Linked DNA regions of Homo sapiens: region 1 is linked to region 2. Evidence: read pairs that join two places in POLR2A ChIA-PET (ENCODE). Cell type or tissue: OCI-LY7. All regions are shown on one strand. Each heading gives the region's core, and the rest is flanking DNA. Links, peaks and the distances in the headings are about the cores only.

Evidence for each region. ChIA-PET counts read pairs that join two places held together with the same protein. Peaks named below come from ENCODE experiments on the same cell type or tissue, not always from the same donor. Only the 100,000 strongest peaks of a DNase experiment are listed, where the experiment ranks them.
Region 1: POLR2A ChIA-PET joins it to region 2 with 6 read pairs; 10 of 35 experiments call an interaction of 5 or more read pairs at or near these places.

What each region holds. Positions count from the first base shown.
Region 1 is chr7:137,915,192-137,919,581 of GRCh38, reverse strand. CREB3L2 (cAMP responsive element binding protein 3 like 2) reads left to right here. Exons shown (of 12, transcript NM_194071.4): 3 at 3,570-3,745. Among named protein-coding and RNA genes, the nearest start is that of CREB3L2-AS1, 36 kb to the left of the region's middle. RefSeq lists an enhancer at 2,281-2,330. In OCI-LY7, for the core only: no CTCF peak of the experiment used is centred there; no DNase peak of the experiment used is centred there.
Region 2 is chr7:137,983,491-137,987,880 of GRCh38, reverse strand. The region is part of intron 1 of CREB3L2 (cAMP responsive element binding protein 3 like 2); the gene reads left to right. Among named protein-coding and RNA genes, the nearest start is that of CREB3L2, 16 kb to the left of the region's middle. RefSeq lists enhancers at 1,091-1,160, 1,491-1,640. In OCI-LY7, for the core only: CTCF peaks have their summits at 758, 963 and 1,863; DNase peaks (open chromatin) are centred at 960, 1,810 and 2,120; H3K4me3 peaks cover 3,068 bases; H3K27ac peaks cover 3,630 bases.

The DNA of each region.
Region 1 (4,390 bases), core at 159-4,158, 68 kb after region 2:
TTTTCTTGTTAATGGGAAGATTACTGGCCAGAGTGCAGAGATCTGGGTTCTGCCACTAATTTGCCATGTGACCTAGGCCCAGGTGTCATTTTCCTCATCTAGAAATGATAGGCTGGGTGTGGTGGCTCACACCTGTAATCCCAGCACTTTGGGAGGCTGAGGCGGGTGGGTCACCTGAGGTCAGGAGTTTGAGACCAGCCTAGCCAACATGGTGAAACCCCGTCTCTACTAAAAATACAAAACTTAGCCAGGTTTGGTGGCACACGCCTGTAATCTCAGCTACTTGGGAGGCTGAGGCAGGAGAATCGCTTGAACCCAGGAGGTGGAGGTTGCAGTGAGCCGAGATCACACCACTGCACTCCAGCCTGGGTGATAGAACAAGACTGTCTCAAAAAAAAAAAAAAAAGATATCTTTGAGCTCAATGGCCTTAAATCTCTTTATAACTCTAAAGCATCTTTCAGGATCAAGGACTAAATTGCTGTATTGGAATGGAAGCATGAAAGCAGCGCCTGTTGTTTGCCCTCAAAAAAGCTCAGGGGAGGAGAGGCCGCTTCCTTGGGCTTCTCTCTTGGAAATGTACAGTTGTCCTTGAGAGAGAAGGTTTCCTTTTATAGTTCAAGTACCATCACTTGCCCTGTGGTTTCCATTCCCTGAGGCAGCACTGATGATATTTGTATGTTTGTAAAGAGGGCTATAGGACACTGGGCATTAAGAATATTAAATGGTCTTGACTTGTTTTACGAATGTGCACACTTTGAGAATGGCCTCACTAGATTGGAATAACTGATTCTATCTATCACCCATCTTCATTTTGTTTTTTGTATTCACTTTTTTTTTTAACTTTTGCCTCTTCTTTTGTTTGCCTTGTGAATTAAGTTTCATCACAGTTGCCTTCACTGCACAGTCAAGGGATCTGGCCTTATCTCACAATTTCCTGGTAATTGTGTGCGACCTTTTTCTCAGGGATGCTTCCTTACCGTCCATTTCAGCCTGTACTGAGGCTATATTTCATCCTACCGTCTTTCTTCCAGCCTTTGCCAGGGATAAATATTACTCAGTGTGGGCAGGCTTTAAGTGTTGACTTCAAAAAGCAAAAGCATGGCTGTTCACGGTGGCTCACACCTGTAATCCCAGCACTTTGGGAGGCCGATCACCTGAGGTCAGGAGTTCAAGACCAGCCTGGTCAACATGACAAAACCCCGTCTCTACTAAAAATATAAAAATTAGCTGGGCGTCGTGGCGTGTACCTGTAATTCCAGCTACTCAGGAGGCTGAGGCAGGAGAATCGCTTGAATCCGGGAGGCGGAGTTTGCAGCGAGCCGAGATGGTGCCACTGCACTCCAGCCTGGGTGACAGAGCAAGAATGTCTCAAAACAAAACAAAAAGCAAAAGCATCACCATGTCATTGCCGAATGGAAAAAATGGGATCTATGCGGTCTCTGTCTCTCCAGCCCTTCCCTAACTGTCCTAAGCGGGTGTTCTTTGCAGCGGACATTGTCTTCTAGCTCCTAAGCTCCTTTGGGGAGAGTCAACGGAATCTTTTGGCTCGTGGTCCAGTTGCTCCATCTCTGGGCTGAGCTGGGGCACGGTCTGAGTCCAGTACAGAGTGGTCTCCCTCCTCTGGCCGCCATCAGAGAGCCCTTTGTTCCCCCGCCCTCCCCTTCCACCAGGATGTGGCGCACACCCCATGAAGGATGGAAATCCCCGTCACACCATAGCACTCAGCAGCCCCACTCTAAAAGCAAAACATCTTCCACCACCTGCCCATCCTGTCTTTATTTCACCTTGGGAAATAAATTGAGGCTGGGATAATTCATCAATTATAAACTGGATTTAAGGGGGAAATCATTCCTCAAATATGAACCTAACATTTTTGTGCTTTAAAGAAGTCACTTATGAAACATAATTTTAATAATCGTAGATTTTAGTTCTTAGTTTCTGTGTCTACCCTTCCCTTCTTCTTAGCGGTTCTAAATGATTGTACCTTTTCATAAGAAAACTGGAGTCACATTCTTGAATGTAAAATAAATTTATAATGTGAACGACTTTGCTCTCCTGACAGTCATGGGTCACTAAGTATGTGAAATGTGGTGTATGTGTGTAAGCATTTTGAGAAAGCAAAGGAGCGTGTCTTTGCTTTATTTTAGCCTCATTTTAGTAAAACTGGTATCAGCTAAGGAACGTTGCCTTTGGCTTGCTTTGTCTTGTTCTGTGGCTGTTTCCAACCCTCTGGTCGTTTCCTTTCCTTCCCTCCTCCCGGCTTTTCCAGGCAGTGCTGAGCGCTAGCTCCAAAGTAACTTGTTAAGAAATACAAATTCTTATTCTTTTAGACTCTGAGAAGAATGTGCATTAAGTGGCAGAGGCACTCTGTCTGTTCCGTCTTGTCTCTCGGTTGTTAGCTATCTCCAGGCCTGGTGATAATCAGGAAAGACAAGACCCAGACTCACCAAGATGCAGCTGTTTTCTCAGGAAGAGTATTTTGTCCATTTCAGCAAAGGGCAGATGGTTATTACAAACCAAAGTCTCCCAAAGGGCTAAGCAGAGTCTCTGAAAGTCTAAGTTAGGTTTAAGGCTAGGTGGGATCACAGTGAAAACAGAAGAGGACAAAAACAAACAAAAAAATGGAGTGAGAAGAAAAAATATCAAAAAACCAAATAACTTTCCTTTGGAGAGAAGGAGAGAGAGACCTACTCACCATGTTCTCTCATCTTCTCCCGTTGGTTACCAACCATTTGCTTGCTTCTCTCTCTCTCTCTGTCGCTCTCGCTGTCACTCGCTCTCGCTCTCGCTCTCACTCTCACTCTCACTCTTGCTTTCTCTCGCTCCCCCTCCCCCTCCCTTCCCTTTCTCTCTCTTTCTTTCTTGACAGGGTCTCACTCTGTTGCCCAGGCTCTGGAGTACAATGATGTGATCACAGCTCACTGAAGCCTCGACTTCCTGGTTTAAGCAATCCTCCTGCCTCAGCCTCCCAAGTAGCTGGGACCACAGATGCTCACCACTGCACCTAGCTAGTTAAAAATTTTTTTTTGTAGAGACAGAGTCTTGCATTGTAGCCCAGGTTGGTGTTGAACTCATGGGCTCAAGCAATTCTCTTGCCTTGGCATCCCAAAGTGCTGGGATTACTTGCGTGAGCCACTGTGCCCGGCTGCTTCTTTCTTTCATGTTTTTAAATGTGCTTATTTATCTATTTTTGAATAGATAATACATTTACATGATTTGACAACCAAAAAGAGTAGCTCATTACATATTCAAAATCCTCCCTCCTATTCTATTCCCCATCAACCCAGGTTTCTTCCTGCCTTTCTCAGGAAGCCAAGTTTCTTTCTTTTCTATGGATTCCTTCCAGAGTTTCTTTAGGCATACTCACATGCAAGCGAATACAAGTATAGATTCTTTCTTTGCTGTTCATATCTATCAATCTTTTCCCTCACATATTTCATTTTCTTTTATTCTACTTTCAATCATCCTTCACTGAGCTTTTTTGGGGAGAAAGACTAGTGGTCGCTTGTTTTGCTTATGCCTGATGCCCTGAACAAGTTCACATGTGTGCTTGTCTTTTTTCCTGCAGATGAGGTGGAAAGTGAGAAATGGTACCTGTCTACAGACTTCCCTTCAACATCCATCAAGACAGAGCCAGTTACAGACGAACCACCCCCAGGACTCGTTCCGTCTGTCACTCTGACCATCACAGCCATCTCCACCCCGTTGGAAAAGGAGGAACCTCCTCTGGAAATGAACACTGGGGTATGCTCAATTTTCGTCTGTTTAAACAGGTTGGATTAAAAGATACAGATAGATCCTCATTCTCCAATAAGGTGTTTAATCTTTTTGGAGTTAGTGGCTGTGTACATTTAAGGACATGCAACTTCATATGTGTGTATATACATATGTATACATTTAATAAGGGTATGTTGATTTGGTGCCAACTTCCTTTAAAGCCATTGTTCGGAAAAAATTAGTAGCTAAGCTGATTTCATTCTCTTTTTGATTACTGTTACAAAATAAAAAACACAGAAAATATCTATGGTAAAAAAAATTTCTCTATGGCACTGATTTTTAAGCAGTGGAAAGGGAGTGATTGAAGTGGTGATGTAATCCATGGCTTACAGTGCATGGCTACTGGGAATGTGAGCTCCTGTGTAATATTTTACTTTCCTAGTGAGATGCTGAGTTGTCCTTACTCAAGTCAGGAATGTCCCACGTATTGATTCATATAATAATATGAATAATATTAACAATATTAATAACATTATAATAATAGTAATAGTAATAATAACACCTATTATTGTGTTACCCGTGGAAAGCATAAGAAATCAGGATTTTTTCCTTACTAGATTCCATGCCTACCGCAAGTAGAATTTAATTCTACTCTACCTTCTTTCTGGATAT
Region 2 (4,390 bases), core at 218-4,217:
ACCCGTGTTACAAACTTTTAAAAAAGGTAGAGAAAGGTGTGGTGGCTTATGTCTATAGTCCCAGCTACTTGCAGGAGGCCGGGGTGGGAGGATCGCCTGAGCCCAGGAGGTTGAGGCTGCAGTGAGCCATGATTGTGCCACTGTGCGCCACTCTGGGCAACAGAGCCAGATCCTGTCTCTCCAAAAACAGAAAGCATTTTAGAGCAGTTTTATGTTCACAGCAAAATTGAGCAGAAATACAAAAAGCTCCCGTGTATCTCTTGTCTCCCCAACACACAAAACCTGTCCCACCATCAGCATCCTGCTATTACAGACTTTTGGCATATGGAGTCATAAGCTGGGGTCACCTGTGGCAGCTTTTGATTTAAACTTAATTTTTAGAGATTAGTCACAGATAAGCCTCCCTTTGTAGTCCAGCAAGAAGCCAGATTGGCCACAAAAGCCTTGAACACCGAAGACTGTATCCTGTTTTTTGTTTTTTGTTTTTTTTTGCTACTGAAAACTTATTCAAACGACTAGGCACAGACCTATAGATTTCAGTACCATTAAAAAGTCAAACTGTGGTGCGGCATTTCCCTCCCTCTTTCCAGTTACAGATGACTTAGGCAGTAGATGTTATCCTTTGGAAAGAGATGGGATCTAGTGAGGAAACAGTATATATTTTTTGTAACCAAAGAACCTGACTCCGATCTTTGTAGTTTTGACTTTTTACTTCCTACCCCTGAATGGTATTCATTTCTGAGGCACTGCCAGGAATTGTTTTTCTGGTTCCACTCTGGGTTTGCAAGCTTTCTCTCCAGGCTCTCCTGCAGCCCAAGACCCATGTTGGAGCCGCTGGGAGAGCTGGGGCAGTGGGCTGAGGAGGCCAAGGCCCAAACCAGCTCCAGGCGAACAGCTGCAGCACAGCTGTGATGTTACCTGCATGGTGCAGTGGGGTCGCCCTTGGGCTCGAGGCATCATGTTCTAAGGCAGTCTTCACAGACACGTTTTCTTGTGTGCTAAGAGAGGGGCAGAAACGTAGCTGCCAAAAAACCATTTGGTTTCTCAGCTGTGTTTACAAGCTGAGGAACATGAGGCACGTCGAAATCCAGTGTTTCCTTTTGACTGAAATACAGACTTCTAGGAGGACACTGAAATGAGGGTGGGATGGCTGGGTAGATGGAGCATGAGGAAGTTTCAGCTTCTTATTCCCACCCTCCCAGTTTCGGTGTGGGATTCTGACTGTCCTCTTGTCTGCAGATTGCTCAACCACTGGAAAAGGCAGTTGGTAGGAGGAGCAGGGATTTTGCGGTCAGCACAACTTCATAGCCCTTATCACCACTGGCAAATGATTTCTTTAGTATCCCCGAGCCCTGCTGTCATGGCAGTCATGGAAAATGATGATATCTGCATGGTGCTTTGTGTCAAAGTAATGGATGAGCCTAATCATAGTGGGTGGAATCCATCTCAGGGGTGCAGTCGCTCCAGCCTCTGCTGCCAACTTGCCCTCCTTCCCAGTCCCATGGAGCTGGGGCACTCCCCGGCATACCTGTTGGGAAGCCCTGATAAGTGTGCTTGTCTGTTTTCTCGTCTAACAAAATGGAAACACCGTGAAAGCAGAGACTTTCTTTTATTCACTGCTGTTTATCTCCAGCTAACAGAACAGTGCTGTGCGCATGGTAGGTGTCCAGTAAAATGTTTGGTGAATGAATGGATGAACAAATGAATGAGTCTAGGCTTACAATCTGGTTCTGGCTCTCCCTACTGTGAGCACCTTTCTGAGACTGTTTCACAAGGCCATGGTGGAGGAAGATAAATGACATAAGTAAAGTGTCACTATGTCTGGTTTGTGGCCGCTAGATGGGGGATATTCGGTTCCTTTCTTCTATTTTTTTTTCTCCAATAGTTTCTGAGAGGCCTAGGAAGAAAATTTTTGCTGCATTCTGAACTCATGGATAAAATGAGTAAATAGAATAAGACCTCTGAATTGTGGCCTAATTGTGAAAGGCATTTAGGGAAAAAGACCTGAAATATTTCTTCAGTTCTTACCTGAATCCTCTTAGGTTCAACGCCTGGTATTGATTTGCATGACTGAATTAACACTTCAAATTTTCAGGCACCTGCTTCTGAGGAACTGAAATGTTTTTGTCAGTTTTGAGGGGGTGGGTTGGCAGCAGGTGTTAGCACTCTTTAAGTTACAAGAGGGAAGACAAGAAGGGGACGGCTTGTTCCATGTCCCTGTCATTTCCTGAAACACCATCTATCACTGGACACTGAGGTCACTTACATTATTTTTTCCTAATGAAAATAGTCTTTCTGGGGCTGATTGTGACCTGTTTAGGGGTCTGTTAACAGCAGGAAGGTGAGTAGGGGACAGCAGGATGGCACTGAGCAGTCCTGGTAGGGCTACTGCCTGCAGTGTCAGGGACAAGCTGAAGCGCTCTCCATCCACGAGGCCTGGGGCTTCCTGGCAGAGCACCTTTGGAATGCTGTCCATACACTGCAGCAAAGGCATTTAAGCCACGTTCTTCCTCCGACCCCTGGCCTGAACTGCGTCTAGCCTTGGCTGTTCCCAAGCAGTTGATGTACATATTGTTGAGCGAGAGAACCTCTCTGAGTCCTGCTTTCTTGGGAATCAGGTTCTAAGTTGCTCTCCTGTGCCTTCCATTTATCTGGACCAACTAGCATTTTATCAAACAGAGGTTATATGGAGATTCTGGCGTGTGAATGGGCCCCCTTCCCCCTTTCCATAATGTCTTATTATTGCTTTGGCAATTGCAGTAGGTCTTTGAAGAGGGAGCTGACTGAAAACTGTGCCCAAATCTCAATGTCTCTTGGAAGTTAAGTTACACATTTTTATTTTAAGTAAAAGCAAAAGAAAACAAACAAAACCCCCAGCTCCCCGCAAAACTCATTGCTGATAATGGAGTTCAATGAGAAAGGAAGAAAATGTTAGCTATTGAGGCTGACAAGCTTTAATGAGCTGCCTGATGGCTCTTCTCTACTGGGCTACGTTACTGTAGAAGAGTTTGCAATTTGGGAGACTTTGAGACCTTTGATCTTTCATGAAACGCAGACTCCTTTCATGGAGAAGTTTGTTCTTTGGTATTTGCCAACCGAAAGAAAAATATCCTGGTAGGTAGATTTTTTATTCCCCCATAGCTTTTTTGAGGAACTATTACTCGACCCAAGTTTGCTTTTAGAAAAACCAAACAAAAAGCTGCAGGAGCAACAAAATAAGAAGAATAAAAGTATGAAGATGACAAGCTTATCTGTCACTTGGCTTGAGCATTTGGTAATTTAAACATGTAAGGGCCTATTTATCTCATGAACCAAGCAGTCCTGAGCTAGGCCCTCCAGGGCTAGTGTAGTGCTTGATCAGGGCCAACGGGGCCCTTCCCGTGAGGCTGTTTGTCACCTTTGTCCTCATGACTACAAGATGACTGCTTCACTTCCAGCGTAACATCAGCCTCACTGGTGGAAGAAAGTGACGGGGCAAAGCAGAAAGGGTAGTACCTATATTAGGACAAGCCAGGGCTTTCTCTGAGGCCTCCAGCAGATTTCCCGTTAGGTTTCACTGGCCATCCCTAGCTGCAAAAGAGGCCAGGAAGGTGTGAGTGTGTTAGCTTAATACTTGCCACCCTGAATAAAATTGGTGTCTGATAGTAAGGAAGACGGGTAGGATGGATATTGAGTGGTCAAGCAGCAGTGTCCACCACATCCCAAAATAACATTTTCCCAAATTTGTAGAATCCAAGGTCTGGTCGGGACCTGTGAGATGGCTGAGAATGACGCCTGCATCTCACAGATAAGGGAGCTACTTTATTTCCTTCTACTTCTGTTCAGCCAAAAACCTCAGTGGCACTTTTTGGCACTTCTGGGTGTGGCTGCTCATCCCCTGATCCCCAAACTGTGCCTGGAATGTGAGTGGGCCGAGAAGTTCCTTCACTGGAGAGCAGAGTGGCAGGGAGCGGGCAGTGTGCGGATGGGAATCAAAAGGCCCGATTGTGCTTTCTCAGGAAAAGCAGCCGGCCAACAATAATGACTGGGCCGCCCCTGAGTGCAGAACCTGGAATCCAGCCTTCTGGAATGAAAAAGCCATGCAAGACTCAGTCCCTGCCCCTGAGGAGTGAAGGCCTAGTAGGGCGGACAGAACAACCACAGGGGAGAGGTAAAGCAGAGAGGTATGCGAACAATGAAGAAAGGCCATAGCAAACGGAGTGGCCAGGCCGGGAAGGTGGCTTGGAGGAGTTGACTTTGACCAGGGATTTATAAAGGTCTGTTATTTGGCGGCTCACAATGGTGTGTAAAAATACTAAGTGAGAGTCAGCAGCTTTGCCTGGTTGGAGCAATTTAACAACACCTGCCTGAAGCCTGCTGTGTTTTCTTTAGAAGAACAGCCTGAGTCAAC